2 separate regions of the Homo sapiens genome follow, and region 2 is linked to region 1. A link is a loop called in an ENCODE intact Hi-C map of the cell type or tissue named here. Cell type or tissue: HepG2. All regions are shown on one strand. Links, peaks and the distances in the headings refer to the core of each region. The heading gives the core; the rest is flanking DNA.

Region 1 (6,263 bases), core at 409-5,408:
AGCTCTTGGGGATTCTGCCCAGAAGTGAAGCATGTTTCTTTTGTTCATACCTATTGGCCAAAACAAGTCACATGGTGAAGCCTGCTATCAACGGAGCAAGGACATACAGAAGTGTGGGATGCAGCCCCAGGGAAGGGCAGTGGCTATTTGGAACCATAATACAACCCCCCAGCTACATATTACTATGTACTTGAAGAGCAGAATCCACCTCCTACCTCTTTAGAAAATTGGGGTATTTTCCCAATACTATAGTGTCTGGAGTTATCAAAGCAGCAACAGCTCACTCATCTCATCTATCAGCATTCTGACAACTCTGGAATATAATTTGGATATTTTTGGGGTCACCCACCCCTGCAAGTGCCCGGTAGGTCAGGGTCTCCCCATAAATATCCAGATTATACCCTAGAGTTGTCAGAATGCTGATAGATGAGACAATTGAACTGCTGTTAGTTTGATAACTCCAGACACTGTAGTATTGGGAAAATATCCCAATTTTCTAAAGAGGTAGGAGGTGGAGTCCACTGTTCATGTATGTCATAACATATAGCTGGTAGGTTGTATTGTTGTTCAAAATAGCCACTGGCCTCTCCCTACAGATCGCCATCTAACATACTATTTATTACTTGGAAAAGTGACTTAGCCTCCCTTGCCTCAGTTTCCTTGTCTGTAAAATGGGGCTCATAACAGCATCTACCAAATAGGGTTGTTGTAAAAACTGAGTGAGTTCGTATGTGGGAAGCATGTCAAGCAGTGGTTGGCACAAAGTGAGTGCTGTCGCAGTGTTAGCTGTGGTGATTGTCATCGCCGTCATCATCATACGTGCATCCACTAGAGGGGCATCGATGGCGATTGTAACTTGGGCAGTGGAGGGAGACCAGAGCTGGTTAGGGTGCTACCCACCCAGCCCCCAGAGCAGACAGACCCCCAGGACACTGACTGCCAATCACATCACGTTTTCTCGACCTGAAAAATAACCAGCTGTGCAAACAATGCGCGCTTCCTTCCAGGGCTGCTGGGAAACCACTGAGGGGCGGTGCCCTGGTGAGCTTCCCCAGCCCTTGTCAGTCCTCCTTGGGGAGAAGGTCCAAGACTGGAATGCCCCAGAACCCATTGGCTGGTGAGGGAGAAGCTCCTGGCCTCTTCTTTGGCTGGTGAGGGAGAAGCTCTTGGCTCCCACAGGCCGGCAGCTGTGGGGAGAGCAACATTCCAGCAAAAGGCAGAGCAGGCAGGCTCAGGCTGGGGACCCACGCCGGCTGCCCGGGACCCACGCTGGCTGCCTCAGGACTCATGCCGGCTGCCCGGGACCCACACTGGCTGCCCTGGGATCCACGCTGACAGGACTCACACTGGCTGCCCGGGGCCCCTTCCTGTGCTCAGCCGAGACCCACGCTGGCTGTCCCAGGACCCACGCTGGCTGGACTCATGCTGGCTGCCCGGGACCCACGCTGGCTGCCTGGGCCCCTTCCCGTGCCCCGTTGGGCTCCTCTCAACCCATGTTTTACCCCGTTTCTGCAGAGAGCAGCTCCCCGCAGGTGCCATGGGATGGCTCTCACCTTAGTGCACACCCCGCACCTCTTGCTTCCTCCCCCAGGGTTTTGCGGATGCTGCGGTGTGTGTTGTACCTGCAAGAACCTGCTTGGACCCCCTGCCTGGGAAACCCAGGAGTGTGAGGGCAGGGCTGACATATACAGAGCCCCCCTCCCCGCCCTGTGACCAATGGGGGGCAGCGGCTGATAGACAATGCTTCCCTTTTCATCTGCGGGGGAACACTTCTGCGGCTGCTTTCAGGAGACTCCTGGGCAGCTCCCGCTGGATGCTGCACCAGCCCCTAAGGATCTGTTCATGGGCGCCCCCTCCTTCACTTCCCAGCCCCAGCCCTGCTCCTGGGCCCGATTCCCACACACGGCCTCTCACCAGCCTTCAGCTACAGCTCTGCTTGAGGGGCGAGCCCAGGCTGATACTGGTTTTCTCCCACTGTTCCTAATCTACCCCCATCTCTTATGCACGAACGTGTGTGCACGCCAATGCACATGAGTGCATTTACACACGCGCTCACACACGCGTGCACACGCGCACACACATGCACACACGCATGCACACACACACACATGCACACACACACAGGTTTGTGCTCCTCTCAGCCTCCAAACATAAACCAAACCACATCTGCAGGGAGACGATTTTCCGAGCGACAACCACAATTTAGCAAATGGAGCACAACCAGCTCCCCGCGGGCAAGGGCTGCATCTGCCATCGGCTGTGCTGTGCCCTGATGAGGACCAAGGTGGCGGGTGTGTGACCACTGAGACAGAGAGGTTTCACAGGGATGGGAGGGGTGCAGTCTGTTGGATGAGCCGTAGATTCGAGACCCTAAATTGCTGTATTTTCCTTCTCCTGGTGGAATGAATGCAGCCTCAGACAGATGCTGCCCCGCAGCTGTTTGTGGCAGGGGGCCCCGTGGCAGGCCAGTGACTTTGAAACGGGGGATTGGAATGGAGTCTGACAAAGGGGCCACTGTCTTTGAGGGAACTTGACTGAGCCCAGCACAGCCCGAGCAGCGGGAGTTTGCACAGCTGCGGCTGGAAGCAAACATGTACTTTTAGCTGACCTGGGCCCGTGGCTTTGGGCATTAAACCTGACACTTTCCAGATGTGCGGGGCCCTCCCTTTGGCACCGTGCACAAACACTCTGTCCCCAGGTACACACACACTCACACACACACTCAGGCACTGGCAGCGCAGCTCTGTAAATGCGGCATTGTGCTGCAGACCCAGGGCCCCTCGACAGATTCCACACCCAGACCCGAAGGGGAGGCCCCGGGCTGGGCTGGAAATTTATGAGCTGGATTTCAAAATAGTTCAAGTTCAAAGTCAGCTCAACAGCAGCTGCCTCCCTGACCACCATCATTCTTCATGCCTGGCTCCAGGTTGGGTGGTAAGGGGATGCTGAACATGCCTTCCAGAAGGTTCTTTTCTACCCATATTAGCATGGACCCCGAGAGCTCCAGCACCAGCGAGAGAGAGGCTCAGCAGGAGTTTGGGGAGCCAGGAGGGTACCCCTAATTGGCCACTCTCCCTCAGCATTGTTTGCACAAAGCCCCTGGGGCCCTGAGTCTAGGGGCAAGCCACAGTGTGGCCCACGGCTGCTCCGGGGTCTCCAAGGGCCTTACAGGCCACACTTGCCTGGCTCAGGCCCCTCCCTCCAGCTCCGTGCTCTGAAAACTGCCCTGCTCAGCAGTCCTAGCTGGAGGGTGGGAGGAAACAGATGTGCCAGGGCCCTGTGCTGACGGAGGCCACGTGACCGCAGGTTGGCGGGGACACTTGTATGGTCTCTTCCTCCCCAGTGAAGAAGAGGAGGAGGAGGGGGGTGGAGAGGAGGAGGCAGAAGAGGAGGAAGAGGGAAGGAAAAGAGGAGGAAGAGGAGGAAGAGGAGGAGGAGGAAGAGGAAAAGGAGAGAGGGGAGAGGGGGAGGAGAAAGAGGAAGAGGAGGAGGAGAAGGAAGGAGAGGGGGAGAAGGAGGAGGAAGAGGAAGGAGAGGAGGATGAGGGAAGGAAAAGTGGAGGAAGAAGAGGAGGAGGAAGAGGAGGAGGAGAGAGGGGAGAAGGGGAGAAGGGGAGGAGAAAGAGGAGGAAGGGGGCGGAGATCGGGACTGTAGGGGCAGCTTGGGCAGGAGGTGGCTTTCCCTGCTGGGTAAGTCCCCAGGGCCAACAGCAGGAGAAGCCCGACGGGGAGGGTGTGGCTTCCCTGCTGGGCTCGGGTACAGGAGAGGCTGTCCTCCCTACCTTGCTTGTGTGTGGCAGGTCCTGGGTTGTGGAGGCAGCCCAGGAAAGCCGTTAGCCAGGGACAGCACCGACTCACAGGCTGCTTATCCTCCTGGGACGAACCTGAGGATCCTGGAGATGCTCGCCAGCTCCCAGGATCTGGAAAGGACACTGGGAGGCTCAGTAACACCAGAACCCACACCTGGCAACCCCCTTTATCTTCCTTCCTCAAACACTTAACTAAGTCCCTCTGTGGGCTCCGGGTGTAGAATCTACCATTTCTTGTTATCTTCTTCATTCTTATTGGGGTGCAATTTTCACAGGTAAAGGGCACACACTGTGAAGGTGCAGCTTGGTACGTTTTTACAAATATGCCCCTACGTGACCACCACCCAGGTAAAAGCACAGGACACCGCCCACGCCCCAAGGGCTCCCTCGCTCCCCCTCCCAGGTGGCGACCCCCAGAGCATCCATTATGTTGACTTTCATCATCACTGATGATTTGTGCCTAAAGACGAACTAAGCTTCATCTTTTTCACCTAAACAAAGATGTAGAATAACTGGATCAACTGTAGATGCACCTTACAACGTGGGCTCTTTGTGCCCAGCTTCTTTTTTGGCCAACATAATACTCTTGAAATCCACCCGTGTTGCTGAGTGTGTTGGTAGTTTGTTCTTTTACTTGCTGAATGATATTCTTTTGTATGAATATACCATCATATGCTTTGTCCATTCTTTAGCTTGTGGTCATTTGGCTTATTTCCAGTTTGGGGTTATGAATAAAACTGCAACGGATATTCTTGTATTCTACATGTCTAAGAAACTATTTCTAATCCAAGTACCTTGAAGTATCTATCCCATCTAGCTAGCTATTTATCTATCATGTATCTTGATCTATCTATGTATCTATCATTTATCTTGATCTATCATCTGCCTATCTTGATCTATCATCTCTTGATCTATCATCTGTCTTGATCTATCTATCTTGATCTATCTACCATCTATGTATGTATGTATGTATCTATCTAATCTATCTATCTATCTATCTATCTATCTATCTATCTATCTATCTATGTGTTTGTCCGCCCATCTATCTATCTATCCATCCATCTGTTTGTCCATCCATCCACCCATCCATCCATCCATCCATCCATCCCTCCCTAGCACCTGCCAATCTCTGTATAACTGGAGGTCACTCATACTCGGAACAAGGTAACTCCTCTTTGGCTGCCCTTTCTTCTTTGTCTTTACCACTAAATGTTTTCAGGCCCACCCTGGACAAGGTCCACGCTAACCACATCACACGCATCATCTCATTGAACCTTGCCATCAGCCCGAGGGCAGGGATGATTTCTATAGAGGAGGAGAGAGGCTGAGTGAGGTGGGGTGACAGGCCTGAGGTTCCTGTGCTCACCAGCAGCGAAGGTGACATTAGAACCCAGGTGTCTCTCCTGCTGGAGCTTGGGCTCCACCTCTGGCACTGGTGGTGCGTGGCTGGACTGAGTGATGTCTCCCCTCTGCCAGCGCTTTCCATTCACAAGGACTTTCACAGCCACTGTGTGGGTTCCTCTTGTGGCTGTGACAAACTATCACAAACTTAGTGACTTTATTCTATTTTATTTTTTTGAGACAGGCTTGCTCTGTCATGCAGGTTGGAGTGCAATGGCATGATCCCAGCTCACTGCAACCTCTGCCTCCCGGGTTCCAGCGATTCTCCTGCCTCAGCCTCCCAAGTAGCTGGGATTACAGGTGTGCAATACCGCTCCTGGTTAATTTTTGTATTTTTAGTGGAGACGGGGTTTCACCATGTTGGCCAGGCTGGTCTCGAACTCCTGATCTCAGGTGACCCGCCCGTCTCGGCCTCCAAAGTACTGGGATTACAAGAGTAAGCCACTGCACCCGGCCCAAACTTAGTGACTTTAAAAACACACACATTTGTCATCTTCCAGCACTGTAGCTCTGACACGGGTCTCACAGGGCTAAGACCAAGGTGTCAGCAGGGCTGGTTCCTTCTGGAGGCTCTGGGGGGAATCATCTCCTTAACTTTCCAGCTCTGGTGCCCACCCACCAGCCCCAGGCTCACGGCTGAGTCCTTCTCATGCTACCCTCTCTAGATCTGCCCTCCATGGCCACATCTTCCTTTGGCTCTCTCTACTTCTGCCTCTCTCTCTCTCTCACTTTTAAGGACATTGTGATGACACTGAGCCCACCCAGATAATCTAGGACAACATCTCCATCTCAGGGTCATTGATGAGCAACTTTAATTCCCCTCTGCCACGTAACCCAACATATTTGCAAGTTCCTGGGATGAAGGTGGGGATGCCTTTTGGAGAGGGCCATTATTCTGCCTAACACATGCATTTTTCAGATCTGCTGCAAGCCTGCTTGGGTAGATGCAAGCTCAGAGACGTTAAGCTTGCAAGTGGCTGAGCCAGGACTGGAATTGAGGTCATCCAGATCCAGGTTTTCCCACCACTTACGATGCCTCCCTGGGTGATGGATA
Region 2 (6,263 bases), core at 709-5,708, 150 kb after region 1:
ACTGCAAGCTCCGCCTCCCGGGTTCACGCCATTCTCCTGCCTCAGCCTCCTGAGTAGCTGGGACTACAGGTGCCCGCCACCACGCCTGGCTAATTTTTTGTATATTTAGTAGAGATGGGGTTTCACCATGTTAGCCAGGATGGTCTCGATCTCCTGACCTCGTGATCTGCCCGCCTCGGCCTCCCAAAGTGCTGGGATTACAGGCGTGAGCCACCACACCTGGCCTCCATCTGCCCCTCTGTAGGCACAGCAAGCAAGGCCACCTCTTAATCACCACTGTGTCCCAGAGATGAAGCATGAGGGCTGACACACAGTACGTGCTCAATAAAACTAGCTGAGTTAATGCATACGTGAGTTAATGAATGGAGACAATAATGTGTGCAGGATGGATTACAGTTTGAGCCAATTTTTCCTAATTTGTTCTGGGTTGCCAACTGGTCTACTCTGTTATGTGGGGTCTACCCATAATTCTTGGCTCGGTGAGTGAACCACATCCTACAGTTGAAAATTCCTCTTCCCCACCCAGTGCCTTGAGAAGCAGCACTCAGAGCACCAGATGACTATCAGGTCAGAGGCACAGGTGAATCCCAGGCCTTGGAGATAACCTTGCCCAAAGACAGTTTTTATGGCAAAAGCCATCAGTGTTGTCACTAGGAACAACATGCCTTGTGCTGAGCAGGTTCAGTTCTAAGGAAAATGCAGCACTTGGGATTATGATTATACTTGTGCTTTTAGGAAAAAAACCAAACCAGAGCCTTTCAGCCAGGAAACACCCTTCCATCTGGAGTCGCTCCTGAACCACCTGCATCAGAATCACTTTGGGGTCTTCAAAAATGCAGGCTCTGGGCCAGCAGAATGAGAATGGAGGATCCACATGTCTAGCAGACTTCCCCAGGTAGGTCTCAGGCACTGAGCAGTTTGAGAGCTACCAGATCACAGCAGTGTTTCAAACTGGCCGAGACCAATTCATGGTTATTAAATCAATTTAGCAAGTCTAGGTTAGCTTTCTTATTTTTCTTTTCTTTTCTTTCTTTTTTTTTTTTTTAAGACAGTCTTGCTCTGTCTCCCAGGCTGGAGTGCAATGGCGCGATTTCAGCTCACTGCAACTTCCGCCTCCTGGGTTCAAACGATTCTCCTGCCTCAGCCTCCTGAGTAGCTGAGACTACAGGCACCCACCACCATGCCCACCTAATTTTTGTACTTTTAGTTGAGACGGGGTTTTACCATGTTGGCCAGGCTGGTCTTGAACTCCTGACCTCAGGTGATCTGCCCGCCTCAGCCTCCCAAAGTGCTGGGATTACAGGCGTGAGCCACCATGCCTGGTCAGCTTTTTTCTTTTTTTTAATGACAGAATGAGTTGGCATAGGATGGAACAGAACAAAACAGAAGTAGACAAAACACCTCAGAATGTGTCACAGACGTAAAAGTTAACCACCCAATGGGCTCACCTTGCCCGGTGCCTAGACAGGGGAATGGCAATGGATAAAGAGTAATTCACACAGAGCCGGCTGTGCGGGAGACCAGAGTTTTATTATTACTGAAATCAGACTCTCCGAGCATTCAGGGATCAGAGCTTTTAAAGATAATTTGGCCGGTAGAGGCTTGGGAAATGGGGAGTGCTGATTGGCCAGACTGGAGATGGAATCAGGGGTTTGAAGTGAGTTTTTCTTGCTGTCTTCTGTTCCTGGGTGGGATAGCAGAACTGGCTGAGCCAGATGACTGGTCTGGGTGGTGTTAGCTGGTGCATCAGAATGCAGGCTCTGCAAAATATCTCAAGCGCTGATCTTAGGTTTTACAACAGTGATCTTATTCCTAGGAGCAATCTGGGGGGGTTTAGACTCTTGGAGCCAGAGGCTGCATGACCCCTAAACTGTAACTTCTCATCTTGTAGCTAATTTGTTAGTCCTGCAAAGGCAGACTGGTCCCCAGGCAAGCAGGGGGTCTTTTCCGGAAACGGCTATTATCAATTCTGTGTCAGAGTCAAACCATGAACTGAATTCCATCCCAAAGTTTGTTCAGCCCATGCCCAGGAATGAACAAGGACAGCTTAAAGGTTAGAAGCGAGATGGAGTCGGTTAGGTCTGATTTCTTTCACTGTTGTCATTTCCTCAGTTATAATTTTGCAAAGGTGGTTTCAAAAGTAGGTATTGTTTTGTGAAACTTTGGTTTCAGCCTTACATATGCAAAGCTGAGATTCAGCTGGTGCTCAGCCTTACAGTTCTACTGGTTAAGAGATCAAAATGCATTTTTACAGGTTGTTAGACAGCTGCTGCCCACCTGCTGCCCCCCTACTGCCTTGGGGCACCCCTCCCCAAACTCTCATGTTGATTCTGGCACAGCAGGGGACTTCCAGGACACAGCTCAGCTTTGAGACCAGATCTGATGGGTCAGCCTCCTGGCCTTCCCAGATGTTAAATATTTTGACTCTCACCCCTGTGCACATGGGTATGTGTAATGGATTGGAACATTAAAATGGATTGAGATTATGTATAAGGTTTGAAAATATTGTCAAGGGGCAAGGTTTCTGAGGGGGCGGTGTGGGTGGGGGGTGGGTGCACTGGCTGTGGGAGAGGGAGTTGACCCCCTGGGCTGGCTTTCACAGGGCAAAGTAAACACACAGAGGCCTTTGCTTCCTTCTCACGGATTCAATCTGAAAACAAACAGTGCGAGGTGAGTAAATACACATGCTGAGCCCCACACTGGAAGCGGAGAGGGCGAGGACAGAAGATCAGAGGAGATGATAATGACCTTGCAGCTGAGGTCCAACTTCCAGCTAACATCCAGAGATGATCCAGAGACGTCTGGGCTTGGGAGGAATCCTGCTTAACAGCAGAAGGAAGAGAAAAGCTCCTGCCTGTGTCCACTAAATCAGCATGATCAACATCCAGTAATGAGGAAAATTTAAATCGACCAGCTCTTTAAGCACTAAATAAGAAGCAAATTCTGGCCGGGCATGGTGGCTCACATCTGTAATTCCAGCACTTTGGGAGGCCAAGGTGGGAGGATTGCTCAAGCCCAGGAGTTCAAGATCAGCCTGGGCAACATCCAGTGAGACCTCATCTCTACAAAAAAAAAAAAAAAAAATTCAAAAAAATGAGGCAGGGGAGGTGCGGTGGCTCACACCTGTAATCCCAGCACTTTGGGAGGCCGAGGTGAGAGGATCACCTCAGGTCAGGAGTTCAAGACCAGCCTGGTCAAATTGGTGTAACCCTGTCTCTACTAAAAATACAAATATTACCCAGGCATGGTGGCACACACCTGTAATCCCAGCTACTCAGAGGCTGAGGCACAATAATCGCTTGAACCCGGGAGGCGGAGGTTGCAGTGAGCTGAGATCACACCACTGAACTCCAGCCTGGGTGACAAAGCGAGACTCTGTCTCAAAAAAAAAAAAAAAAAAAAAAAAAAATAGGCAGGAAGATCACTTGAGCCCAGGAGGTCAAGGCTACAGTGAGCCAAGATCACGCCACTGCACTACTCCTGCCTGGGTGACAGAACGAGACCCTCCCTCAAAAAAAAAAAAAAAAAAAAAAGCAAATTCTGTTGTTTGAAATAAGATTCAACAACAACCAGTAATTTCATGAATTCCAAGTGGCAGGTATCATTCAACCCTTAGATCTAGAAAAAACCCATTTCCTACAATGCTGCCAGCCTTGTGTTTCTCCATAATTTTTCAGGAATAATTTTTAGTGTAAGTATAACCCATGCAATATATGGGACATTCTTATACCAAAAAATTATTTAAATGGGATATACTTATGTTACACAATTATTTGTTGTTCCTCTGAAATTCGAATTCACCTGGGCATCCTGTATTTTAATTTACTAAATCTACACAGTCCTAGGAAGCAGAATCTGCAGGAAAAATAGGAGAGAGGAGCTTATTTTCCGTGTTGGATTTTTCTGCACTGTTCAAATTATCAAGCATTAAAAATTTTAGTGGATTTTAAAAAATATAAACAGGGCCAGGCATGGTGGCTCATACCTGTAATCCCAGCACTTAGGGAGGCCGAGGCAGGCAGATTGCTTAAGCCTAGGTGTTTGAGGTCGGGTTGGGCAACATGGTGAAACCCTGTCCCTACAAAAAAAATTTTAAAACAATTAGCCAGATATGGAGGCATAAACCTATAGTTCCAGCTACTCTGGAGGCTGAGGTGGGAGAATCGCTCGAGCTTGGGAGGCAGAGGTTGCAGTAAGCCACAACACACCACTGCACTCCAGCCTGGGCGACAGAGCAAGACCCTGTCTCAACAACAACAAAATGTAAACAGGGATTATGGGAGATATGGACCATTTTTGTTTATTTTGTTTTCTTCTTTGTTCTTCGTAATTTATAAAAATCTCTTGGCCAGGCGTGGTGGTTCACGCCTGTAATCCCAGCACATTGGGAAGCCGAGGCGGGCAGATCACCTGAGGTCGGGAGCTCAAAACCAGCCTGACCAACATGGAGAAACCCCGTCTCTACCAAAAATACAAAATTAGACAGCCGTGGTGGCACATGCCTGTAATCCCAGCTGCTGGGGAGGCTAAGGCAGGACAATCGCTTGAACCAGGAAGGCGGAGGTTGCAGTGAGCCGAGATCGCGCCATTGCACTCCAGCCTAGGCAACAAGAGCGAAACTCCGTCTCAAACAAACAAACAAAAAATCTCTTAAATGTTATGTACATATTTTTGAAGTTTAAACAATTCAGCCCAATACCAGTAGAAAAGAAAGGCAATAAGGAAGCACTTTTCAGGCTGATGGGCAGAGAGAAGAAAGGGTTAAAGTCTTACGTGGAAAATGACCTGAAAATGAAGCCCTTTGAATAGTCAATGAATTGAAAGAAAATCCCAGAGATGGAAGCCAAGCCAAAGCATGGCAAGAGAGAAGTGGAAACGGGGGAATACTTGTCAGGTGGCCTGCGCGCTGGACTCCACGTTTCATTTTAACCATCCCTGCATGCTCCCAGGTTGTTGGGGTTTTTTTTAAAATTACTCTTGTGCCACAAATGAAATTCCTCTCTTTTTCAAAGTAGAAATCATAAGATGTGCTCCCATTCCTATCATTCTGGTTTTAATACTATTATTGCACAATTAATCTTAATTATTAATCTTCATATTAATCTTAACTATTAATCTTAATAATTAATCTTTGGAATAGAGACAATAGTGAATCAATGACACTTTTAGTGACTGTGTAATCCGTACATTTATGAATTAAAAAAAAATTTTTTTTTTTTTGGAGACAGGGTCTCACTCCAGTTACCCAGGCTGGAGTGCAGTGGCACATTTATGAATTAAAAAAAATTTTTTTTTTTTTTGGAGACAGGGTCTCACTCCAGTTACCCAGGCTGGAGTGCAGTGGCACAATCACGGCTCACTGCAGCCTCAACTTCCTGGGCTCAGGTGATCCTCCTGCCTCAGCCTCCTGAGTAGCTGGGACTACAGGCACACACCATCACGCCCGACTAATCTTTTGTATTTTTAGTAGAGATGGGGCCTCACTATGTTGCCCAGACTGGTCTGGAACTCCTGGGCTCAAGTGATCCTCCTGCCTCAGCCTCTCCAAAGTGCCAGGATTACAAGCGTGTGAGCCACCACACTCAGCCTGGTTCACACTTCTACTCCGTTCCCTGTAGCTCGGAACATGGCCCGGATCCTTCCTGGAGACCTCCCGGGGCCAGTGCTGACACCCAGCAATGAAGAGGTGGAGAGCCTGCTTCAAACCACAGACAGGGCTGGGCATACCCAGCTTGCCTCTCTTCAACACCAGACACATCAGTTTCTGGCTCCATCAGCAAACTACAGGCATCTGAAAAAGGGAAGAAAGTGGCCTCCGGGTTGACATACCCAAGGTAGAGAAGAAGTACTACACCAGCTTAAGAGCCCAGACCCTGAAGCCAGGCCTCCTGGTCCACATCCTGCACCACCATGACTGGCCCTGTGACCTCGGGGAGGTGAAATTAATAGCACCTGTCTCATAGGGCAATGGATTAATCCATGGGGAGCTATTAGGACAAGGGTGTGTTCTGAGCGCTGGATAAACGTTAGCTGTTCCTATTATTGAAGCCAAACAGGCCATCTTCTTTGGCAATCCTCAACAGAAAAAGTCAGAGGAAAATTGGATTATTTTCCATGCTGGGCTCGGCAAAGCAGCACTTCTCGTCCCGCCAACACTGCAGCACAAGGAGTCCGCTTGAGGAATATGTGCCATTTCCTTTAATTTGATCATTCATGGCCCTCGGTCACCTTCCACTTCTTATTCATTTGGTAACCAGGAGGCT

Evidence for each region. Hi-C counts contacts between places; a loop is a spot of excess contacts. Peaks named below come from ENCODE experiments on the same cell type or tissue, not always from the same donor. Only the 100,000 strongest peaks of a DNase experiment are listed, where the experiment ranks them.
Region 2: a loop joins it to region 1, with 14 times the contacts of the local background. A loop is called at or near these places in 1 of 110 quality-filtered maps.

Annotation. Positions count from the first base shown.
Region 1 is chr12:124,275,040-124,281,302 of GRCh38, reverse strand. All of the region lies in intron 3 of ZNF664-RFLNA (ZNF664-RFLNA readthrough), which reads right to left. Among named protein-coding and RNA genes, the nearest start is that of RFLNA, 17 kb to the left of the region's middle. In HepG2, for the core only: no CTCF peak of the experiment used is centred there; a DNase peak (open chromatin) is centred at 2,722; H3K27me3 peaks cover 495 bases.
Region 2 is chr12:124,127,282-124,133,544 of GRCh38, reverse strand. All of the region lies in intron 2 of ZNF664-RFLNA (ZNF664-RFLNA readthrough), which reads right to left. Among named protein-coding and RNA genes, the nearest start is that of ZNF664-RFLNA, 160 kb to the right of the region's middle. In HepG2, for the core only: no CTCF peak of the experiment used is centred there; a DNase peak (open chromatin) is centred at 2,684; H3K4me3 peaks cover 864 bases.